Linked DNA regions of Mus musculus: region 2 is linked to region 1. The links are chromatin contacts, found by Hi-C or POLR2A ChIA-PET in ENCODE. All regions are on one chromosome and are shown on one strand. The core of a region is the stretch at or near the end of the contact, and the rest is flanking DNA. Distances in the headings are between cores, read along the strand shown. Region 1 holds the start of Dkc1 (dyskeratosis congenita 1, dyskerin). Region 2 holds the start of Mpp1 (membrane protein, palmitoylated).

Region 1 (5,132 bases), core at 1,708-4,207:
AAATAGTGTATAGAAATATAGTCTGGAATCAAAATCTAAAAGTATATATGTCTTAGTCAGAGTTTCTATTCCTGCACAGACATCATGACCAAAAAGCAAGTTGGGGAGGAAAGGGTTTATTCAGCTTACACTTCCATGTTGCTGTTCATCACCAAAGGAAGTCAGGACTGGAACTCAAGCAGGGCAGGAAGCAGGAGCTGATGCAGAAACCATGGAGGGATGTTACTGGCCTGCTCAGCTTGCTTTCTTATAGAACCAAAGACTACTAACCCAGGGATGGCACCACCCACAATTGGTCCTCCCACCCTTGATCACTAATTGAGAAAATGCCTTACAGCAGGATCTCATGGAGGCATTTCCTCAAGGGAGGCTCCTTTCTCTGTGATAATTCCAGCTTGTGTCAAGTTGACACATAAAACAATGTACTAGCCAGTACAATATACTAACAAAACACATACTTTTTGTTTTAGTTTGTTTTGTTTTCTTTTTTTGTTTGTTTTTTGTTGTTGTTGTTTTTGGTTTTGGGTTTTTTTGTTTGTTTGGTTTTTGTTTTTTTTCGAGAAAGGGTTTCTCTGTATAGCCCTGGCTGTCCTGGAACTCACTTTGTAGACCAGGCTGGCCTTGAACTCAGAAATCCGCCTGCCTCTGCCTCCCGAGTGCTGGGATTAAAGGGGTGTGCCACCACGCCCCGCTCAAATCAGGATTTTTGTATGTAGTCCTGGCTGTCCTGGAACTAGCTCTATAGACCAGTCTGGCCTTGAACTCAAGCTCTGCCTGCCTTTTGGATTAAAGGCATTCATCACTAAACTAGGCTAAAACACTTTCTTAAATCAATGCTTATTGCTGGGCAGTGGTGACACATGCCTTTAATCCCATATATATGGGATTATATATATATATGTATATATATATATATATATATATATAGTAGAATTTTATTCAGCCTTAAGGAAGGATGAAATGGAATTGAGCCATTAGCAGGAAAATTGATGAAACTAGAGAGCATCAGGTGTTAAGATACTTTTCTTGGCACACAGATAGGATGAGGGTCCATGACTAGCAACAAAAGTGTTAAATTTCCAAGATGGCTTGTTTTCTTCCTCACACTCCTGATTTGAGACAAAGGCCTAGCAGTATAAAACAAAAGCCCTGTAAGCCTTTGTCTTCCACCTGTGAGACCCTGCTGGTGAACTAGCTCAACAAATTCAAGGCTGGTTCAGGGCTTGCTACAAAACAGTAGGCTAATCAACCACTCTATCTTTCTTCAAACTGACCAACCCTAAATTAGGAGAGGGAAACTTCAGAGACTTAAATCCCTAATCTTTGAGAAGAGACTGGATTTTTTGTTTTCCTGTGCAGAGACACACATTTACAAACTCTTAAGATTGTTTTCAAACACATTTTTTTTTCTCCTGCAGCTTCTAGGTTTTTAAATTGTGTCCTGGGGCAAAGCAGAGGTTAACTCTTGGCTTAAGAAAATCTGTCTGAGGGGAATGAACTTTTCTTTCTTTGCTCTCATCCATCACTCACTCACTCACTCACTCACTCACTCACTCACACTTCACTGTTGAACCTTATCATCAACCCTTAAAAAGTATTTTAAGCATAAACAGGACCTAAGTTTAATGATACTTTCAGGCTGCTTATTAAGACAATCTAGGGAAAGTAGAAAAAGTTGGGACTTCAGGAAGCTACTGGAGAAATAGAGACATTATAATGATGGTTAGAGAAGTAAGAGTGAAGAAAAATCCACGGGTTCTGGAACTCTCCGAAAGCAAAATCTCTCCAAAAAGATTTGAGCATAGAGATACAGGACAAAGATGAAGGCACTGGACAAATGGCAAATGAGTACTTCAGATTTACTCACCCTATTAATTATCACTGGAGCATTATAAAATAACATTTAATTCTAAGGGTCTTATCTGTTAATAGTCAATTCTGATCATTACCACTATTAGCAAAATGAATTCCATAAAGACATAAAAACCCATTGTAAGTCATAGTAAAAAAGAAAAAAAAAACAGAAAAAAAAACTGAAAAAATCTGATTTTAGCATTGTAGATCAGAAGAAAAAGAATACTATTTTTTTTTTTTTTGTCAGCAACAACTAACTGGAAAACTATTGGCAAATGATTCCATCTACAATGAAGATAACTAATGATCTATCAAATTCACTAGATATGGGTTATGAATCCAGAAAGCCAAAAGAATCTACAGAGGTAGAATAGGAAACAGGGTGAAGGAGGATATTCCAGAGATCTTATCTCAAAGGCAGTAGCTCGGATTAACAGCCAGAAGACTCTACCCGACAAAAGTCAGGGCTCAATCCTAGAGCTGTTACTTTCTGGCTGTTACATTATCTCAGCCACTAGAGCTCTGCACTTGATGTCCAGGCTGTGGAATTCGAACTTAAGTGTACAGGTTAAGTGTGAAACACACTGGAAAAAAACTTCATACAGAAAAAAGCAAAACATTACACACTGCTGCATATTGCTTCCGTATTAAAATAACATGCCAGATCCGCAGGGTTATGTAAAATTAACTACCAGAATCACTTTCAACCTTTTTAGTTTGATGTAGCTGCTAGAAAATTTAAAAGTTTACACGAGGCTTGCACTCAATTCCTATTGGCCAATACAGCCATAACTTAATAGGAATTTCAAGGAGTAAACAGCTTTCACTTTGACACTGTGTACCTCAATGTCTTTTTCAATTGAAACTGACATGATAGCAAGCAAAAAAATGTCTGTTTGAGTTAAAACCAGCTATTTATAGCGCGCTAAGAAGGATGTCCAAGTGCTGAAGCTGAAGCTAGACTGGAGGAGGGTACAGTACAGCCCACCCGCTGTAGTCTGTTACTGCAGAAGCCTGGCCAAGGTTCCAAGGCGCTCTGCCAAGGGTTGGCAGTGTGGGGTTGGGGTGGGGAGGAGTGAGGGGGAGCTTCCAGGCGCATGTGCGGTCACACCTCCGTGGCCGAATCAGCCAATGGGATTGAGTAGACAGTCCGCGGGTTCGTAGAGATTCCTGCCCCCGTACCCCGTCCTGTCCTCCTCCTCCTCCTCCTCTTCTCTACGTCCCTTTTTTATATCAGCAAGCTAGGGGCGGTGCAACGGTGGGCGGGTCCTAATGACGTGCCCGGACGGGTCTCACACCATAGGAGTCTACAGTTCTTAGTTTGTGGCGGCTTGGGCGGGACGCACGCGGTGCAGTTCAAGATGGCGGATGCAGAAGGTAAGAGGTTCTGGTGGCAGTGCCATGAGACCTGTGGGGCCTCCTACACGACCCGGAGCTAGTTATAGTGAGATTGCATCGTGACCCGCGGTTCCCCGTGTTCCCGCTCGCAGTTTGGCTGTCTCACCACTCGGCTCTGGCTCTACCTGTGAATGCACGCATTCGTGACCAGTGACTAGGCTTCATTAGATCCTGGCTTCGTGCAAAAGATTCTACCAGGGTCCCCTCCCAAAGGCATCAGCCGTGGAGGCGACTGTGTCGTGATAAGGAGACGCGGTAGCATTTCTGCTGGCACTAGGCAGGACATTATGGAAATGAGGGTAGCAAAGGTGCAGAGCAAGGGTTAGGAAGGAAAGGAACAGAGGAGTTGGAAGCAAGTGTAACTCAGACCTACAAGAAAAACTTTAAGAGATCACAAGCCCCTATGGACAGTGCAGTGTTCGTTTGTGAAACTTTCCAGCCTGTGGACAAGTGCTTCCCTAAGTAATATTTGGCCTTGCCACAGCCACGTGGAGAACCCGAAGGGAAGCCAACACGTGCTAGAGTCATTTACCAGCCAAGCCATCCTAGTGTTTGGCCTCACAAACGTAAGTTCTCTCCAGTAATGTCAGACTTTAAAATGTTTTCTTTGTCCCGATTTTAGAGTTAATTTTAAACTTTGGTTTTAGTTTTCAAAATCTTCAAATATTGAGTTTGTTTCTTGTAGTAATTACATTCCCAAAGAAGCATAAGAAGAAAAAAGACCGGAAGCCATTACAAGAAGATGATGTTGCCGTGAGTAGAAATTTACTTTGCTTCGACTGATTGAGATAATTTAGTAAACAGCACATTAAAGGGGGAAAGTGCTTTTAAATATTCTCAATCAATATGCTAGTACTTAGTGGTCATTATGTAGAACGGGCAAAAACCTGAAATCATACAACTCCCAGAGAAATTTTCTAACATGCATGGCATGCTAAATGGTGAGCTATTGACCCTGAATTTCTCTGCCTTACTCCATCAGCAGACCCATGGTTTTGTTAAAATATTTGGATTCAACTTGATCTTCCTAAAGTTGAGTGACCTGGGTTTCAGAAATCACACCCCTCCTTTCCTCTTGTTTAAAAGGCATGCACTTCCAAAATTAAGCTGAGAAATGTTTCTGCTCTATTGAAGGAAATACAACATGCTGAAGAATTTCTTATCAAACCAGAATCTAAAGTGGCTCAATTAGACACTTCTCAGTGGCCCTTGTTACTAAAGGTATGTTTTCTGTGTATCAGATGGATGCTTGAATTCCATATTATTTCTAGTTAATGCTTACTGCTGGGGTGTTGTGTTGCATGCTCTTTATTCCAGTGGGCCAGGCAAGCCTAGTTTACATAAAGAGACCCTGTCTCAAAAAAGGAATGCTCACTGCCAGCATAGTTTACATTTAGAAAACTTTAAATGATGTAGCATGGAATATAGTATGTCACCAAAATGTCAATTGCTGTTAGGTTTTAGACAATTGCACTTTTGAAATCAACTCCTGTAGACTGTTTCAGTGCCTAAGAACATGGGGTTTTGAAGCCAGACGCCTTTGAAATAAGAGTATATGTGATCCTAGGCCACTTTTTTTTTTAACAATTATTTCTTTTATGTGAGTATATTGTAACTGTCTTCAGACACACCAGAAGAGGAGGGCATTGGATCCCATTACAGATGGTTGTGAGCCACCATGTGGTTGCTGGGAATTGAACTCGGGACCTCTGGAAGAACAGTCAGTACTCTTAACTGTTGAGCCATCTCCCCAGCCATGGGCCAGTCTTTTAACCTCACTGAATCTATTAATTGCTCATGATTATTTTCTCTTAGGATGATGTGCAGGGAGTTATAGGAGGTATTCTATGAAGCATGCTTAGTTTACGGTTGCATGTCAT
Region 2 (5,383 bases), core at 2,727-5,226, 35 kb after region 1:
ATGTCCCAAAACTCATATGACCATCACATGATCTTTATGTTGTAACAAAAATGTTGAAAAGGGGTTGTAATTTGAAAATTAACTTAGAATACCTAGCAACACAGAACTTCACACAACAAACAATTCAATGACACTACAGTCACTGCATGGGAAGACACCATGTAGCCATGAGAAGGAAGCTCTGAGGTAATTTTGAAACCATCTGTTCATGTGGAAAATAAAACAACTTGAAGACAATTATGCTAGTTTCACCATAAATAGTGAAAAAATGAATATATTCACGTTTACCTACACACAAATAATGTCTGGAAGGAACAGTGGTGGTTTCTAGGAAGGGGGAAATTGGTTGGCTACAAGACAGAGTGAAAAGGAAATTGCCTTCACGGGCTAATTTTACTCACCATATCTTCCAAATTGTGCACTATGTGTTTAAATACCTTAAGAAAATAATTTAGCAAAAAAAATATTAAACAGAACTTAAAAACTTGGGACACTTTTTTGGGGGAGGGGGTGAGACAGGGTTTCTCTGTGTAGCCCTGGCTGTCCTGAAACTCACTCTGTAGACCAAGCTGTCCTTGAACTCAGAAACCTACCTGCCTCTGCCTCCCAAGTGCTAGGATTAAAGGCATGTGCCACCACTGCCCAGTGGGACACACTTCTTACGAGAAAAACCCAGTCTAGGATAGATTCCTGGCTCTTTTACTAATGGCTGGTAACTTTGGATTCTTGACCTTCTTGCATTTGTGTTTTTTCAATTGTAAAAATGAGGATGGTAACTTAAGGACTTTACTGGGTTGTGAGCTTAACATAACTTAGAAGCACTGGGTAAATGTGAGCTATGGTTACTATGTTGCTGTACAGCTCTCTATTGGGAGTGCTGACATACCAACAATACCAAAAGAAGCCACTCAAGAAAATGCTCAGCATTCAAATCCTCATATATCCCTTCATTTTTATGTCACAATGATTACTTTCTATTCAGAAAAAATGAAAAATGGAGCTGCTTGAGTTTCAGTTGTTAGAAGCCTGTGTGTGCATCCAGAGTGTACTATACAGATAAAGCACATCAGCCAAAGACCTTTAACCATGTGGCCTTTGGATTGAGAGATGTATTTAGTGCCTGGCAAATAAAGCTCTAGTTAATATATGATTTTAAGACAATACCTGCCAGAAAAATTCTGATTCTTGAGCCCTCCTGTCTCTCCAGTTCTTATCATTTATAGTTAAATAGTTCTAATCTCTATACTTCCCTGGGGAATTGTTGGTTTTCTCATGACTTTTCTAACTTTTTTGTTGTACTTTTTCCCACTCACAAAGTGAAACAGATGTGCATGTGAAGAGTGGGTACTTGTGATTCAGTCAGGGGCTACACAAGGCTGGCAGGTGATAGTAAGGAACTCCCAGCTCTTCTGTATTTAGAGTCATTCATTTCCTTGGACTAGGCATTCTAAGTTCACCATGTGGAAGCAGTTGGCAATGAGCCTAACAGTAGGCTGAACAAATGTTTGTTCATTCCTGTGCTCAGTAGTTCACTGTCATTTTGTTCTGAAGCCAATTGGTTTAAATGAGAAAGTCAACTATAGTTGCCCCTGCTCTATTCACCCCCACTACCCCTGCCCCCACCCCTGCCAATTTTTTCAATCTATTTTTTTATTTCAACTTCCTTTGAGAAACTGTCTCTGCCCTTTGAACTGTGCTGCAGATGTTTCCTCTGAAGGAGGTGTAGGGGGTGAAGCACTGTGGAGTGGCCAGCATTGCTGAAGCCTGCACTTTGTAGAATCTAGGAGTTAAAGGGCAAACAGGACAGCCTGTGCAGAGACACCAAGGTTCAATGCCATGTACAATAGCAGAAAACAAGTCTTGGTTGAATCAGTAGGGAGCATGGTCAGTGAGTCTGCTCCTGATTATCATTCTACCAGAGAAAAAGACTCCTTCTTAGGTTTGGCTGTATCATTTGAAGAGGATATTTCCATTCAAGGTCTGTGTTTTCAGAGAATTTAAACTAAAAAAACAAAAAGTACTATTTTCAAATTATTTAGTCTTTGCCCCAGTTTTCTCAGTACCTAGTATAGTCTGTTAGTCTTCTTCATATTCTGTCCTTCACTTCTAGGATATCTATGATTTTATTTTTCAAAACCAGAAAGACCTAGATACCTTACAGATAGGAATTTGGTTTTATTGTGGCCACAGTGGCTTAAGTAGATTAGAATTTTTATCACATTAAGTTTTGTTCTTTGCACTTTATTTGCTCACCTTAAATAAGACACTGAACTAGAACATCAGGAATAGATGTTTCCTTCAGCAGTCATGACACTTTGGAGGGAGGTCTGATAATTTCTTGCTGTAAAAAATAAATCCATCTAGTTGTGACACTAAAAATGTCCTGAAGTCTGACATGTTAGCCCATATAGTGCCTATAAACTCAGGAGGCTGAGGCAGGAGAATTGCAAGGAATTCAAGGCCAGTTGGGGCAACTGAGTAAGCTACAAGGTAACCTGAGCTAGTGTGAGACAGCGTCTCAAAGCAAGAAACAAACAGATAAACAAAAAAAGCAAAATGTCCTCCTACTTGCCAGCAAGAGAGATAAAATTTGCTGACATTTAATTGGTGCACAGTTTCTTCCCCTAAGCAGTGAGTTGCTCTGTCAGTGTTACTAAAAGAGGACTTTGGGTGTGGAGCATAGAAAGGCAAGATTAAATAACCATACTTCCAAAACTAGCTTGGGGAGGGGAAATGACACCAGAGATAGGGAAAAGGAAACAGAGCTCCAGAATTGAGGAACCAGAATACAACTGTCATAATATGGATTTTTTTCTCGTATTAATTCTTCACTTTTTCTTTTTTTCCCTTTATCAAAAAAAAAAAAGTGATCAAAACACATAATAGCTACCATTCCTGTAAAGGTTTTTGGATTTATTTCCTCAGTTTCATCTAGTATCATCTTTGAACATTTTGTGTAAGTAATGTATGTTGTTTAATAGCTGTACCTTCCTATCACAAAGCCATCTTCGCTGTATCACAAGCAGCATCATAAATCTCCCAGGAGAAGGGACTGGGGAGCAGAGGGAGCAGGGTCCGTAGGTGAATGGGGAGGGGGAGACATGTTACATAGAATCTAATCACAACCACCTCTGGAGGCCTGACATATTAGATTAATAACTATTTACTGTCTAACACTGGAATATGAATGCTACCTTAGTTTACAGCATAGCACAAGGAGACCCCCTGAAATGAAATGCAGAGGGAAATGTGTGAGCTTTTTAGAGCACGAAGTTGGTTTTCACAACCATGTCTGTGAAACAACACAAACGCTCAATAACAGCCAGGCAGATCTACTATTGGATGTGTTCCTTAAAGTCTTATTTTCCTTCTTCAAGTCTGTTAGTAGACTTCCATCCATGAGCAAGTTTTCTTTGACCTTAAGTATTCATTTAGTCCTGGCCTGCCTCTCGGGATTTTCACCTAGGAGGGCTGCTCCAGGCAACTATCCACCACACCCAGATCTCAGCAGGAATCGGGCCCAGTGCTAAGGCCTCCACCCTGGGGGCAAGACACCCAAGATCTGGCCATCCGGGGACAGAGCGCTTGGGAACAAGGCCATGGATAGGAAAAATCCAGCAGCAGATGGAAAGGCCTGGATCCTAGACCCAACCCGAACCCAGAGGACCCCAGGGGTCCCGCTAACCTCAGGTCGGTTACGCTTCTGTAGTAAGTGCTCCAGGTAGAGGTCCGAAAGTGCGGTGCGCATGCTGTTCCCTCCCTCGCCTTCGCTCGACTTGAGCGTCATCTCTCAGGAGCAGAGACAACCAGACGCAGTAGCCGCAGAGCTTTGAGCCCAGGAATCGCAAATCGGGGAACTGCGGCCTGTTCAGAGACGAGCTAGACTAAGGCGGCGGAGGAGGCAGGGATCAAGAGCTGCGCTGAGAGCCAGGAGGGCCAAGCAGAGCAGTACCCACGCTCCGCCTACTCTCCACCCTGGCCCGCCCCTAAGCCCACCCACGCCTTGGCCTTCCTTGTGCTTAGCGATTGGAGAAGGCGCAGTTTAGCGTTGCTTGAAAGCTCCGCTCTAACCACGCCTCTGCGGGCCCTGTCGAGATGCGCAGCCAGCATCCCTGAAAAGATAAAATTCCGAGACAGGAGCTTCCATTCTCTCTCTTACTCGCACGACCTGTGAACTACCGAAGCGGATCCCAAAATGTCCAACTACTGCAACTGCAGCTCTTTTACCAACCACGAGTTGCAACTAGCTGAGTGAACTTTACATCCAGATTGCTCCTGACATCAGGAATCAACCAGCTACCCTGAAGAATGTAGGGGCTCTTAAATTGGTCCCAAGGCCAATGCACCTTTCCAGGTTTAGACTTGTAAAAGTGTGCTGCTGGTACCATCATTTACATTGGTATATGCTATTCAGCGAGGAAAGATGGGACTGCCCTCAAGAGCAAACTGGTTTTATTTACCTTAGGCCAGATCTCCTGTTGTTAATGCCACACAATTTCTAGGAATCAACAGAAGCAAATGGAACAAATAATCTTCAAGAATTGGAGTAAACGCCCTAAACTTCCAAATGGTCTGGAGACTAATGAAAGACTTTCTAAACAAAATGAATGTTTACTGGGTTTAAAGGCTCCTTGGGAATCCTGTCCTAAAATTCAGAGCTTGTATGATTGATAGCTTACACTCTCCCCCGTCCCTAGAAGAATTACTTTTAGGTGGAGAGAGAGGAGAAGAAAAGAGAAGAGAAGAGAAAAGGGGAGGAGAGAAGGGCAAAGGAGGAGATCTTGGTACAGAGGAAGAGAATACACTGAGCAATGTTACAGAATAATCAACTATGTAACACCTCTGTGCCCATATACAAAGGTACTCAATAATAAAAACAGCTAGGTGAGTAAATAAGGCCTTTCATTAACTGACAGTGGAACTGGAAAGGATGAAATTGGAACCTTGGTTTATGTGATACACAATGAAGATGAACCTCAGTTGGCGGACTGCTTAGCTAGCATGCAAAATCCCTGGGTTCAACTCTCAGTAATGCACACACTATTCATGATAGTGCGTGCCTATAATCTTAGCATTTTGGAGGTGGAGTTAATAGGATCAGAAGTTCAAAGTCATTCTCAGTCACTCAGTAAGTTTGAGGGCAACCTAGAATACATAAGACCTTGTCTCAAAACAAAACTAATAATAAGTAAATAAGAAAAAGAACTTTAAAAAATCAGAATATTTTATTCCACTTAAATATATGGATGTTGGAGAGTATATATTTTTAAGGAAAATGTAATTATATATTTTTATAACATGACACATAATCAAGTCTTTTTATTCTTTTTATCATATATATTATTGTATTTATTCACTTTGTATCCTGCTCACTGTCTCCTCC

What was found. Hi-C counts contacts between places; a loop is a spot of excess contacts on that map. ChIA-PET counts read pairs that join two places held with the same protein, here RNA polymerase II (POLR2A).
Region 2: a loop to region 1 is called in a map of left cerebral cortex, with 4 times the contacts of the local background. The contact joins the promoter of Mpp1 here to the promoter of Dkc1 in region 1. A Hi-C loop is called at or near these places in 3 of 37 maps with a recorded cell type or tissue (heart and left cerebral cortex). POLR2A ChIA-PET finds 5 or more read pairs at or near these places in 4 of 5 experiments (Patski and embryonic stem cell).

The regions. Positions count from the first base shown.
Region 1 is chrX:75,092,897-75,098,028 of GRCm38, forward strand. It overlaps Dkc1 (dyskeratosis congenita 1, dyskerin), which reads left to right and starts at 2,958. Exons shown (of 15, transcript NM_001030307.2): 1 at 2,958-3,231; 2 at 3,938-4,005; 3 at 4,387-4,473. The coding sequence starts at 3,216.
Region 2 is chrX:75,127,040-75,132,422 of GRCm38, forward strand. It overlaps Mpp1 (membrane protein, palmitoylated), which reads right to left and starts at 3,977. Exons shown (of 12, transcript NM_008621.3): 1 at 3,686-3,977. The coding sequence starts at 3,787.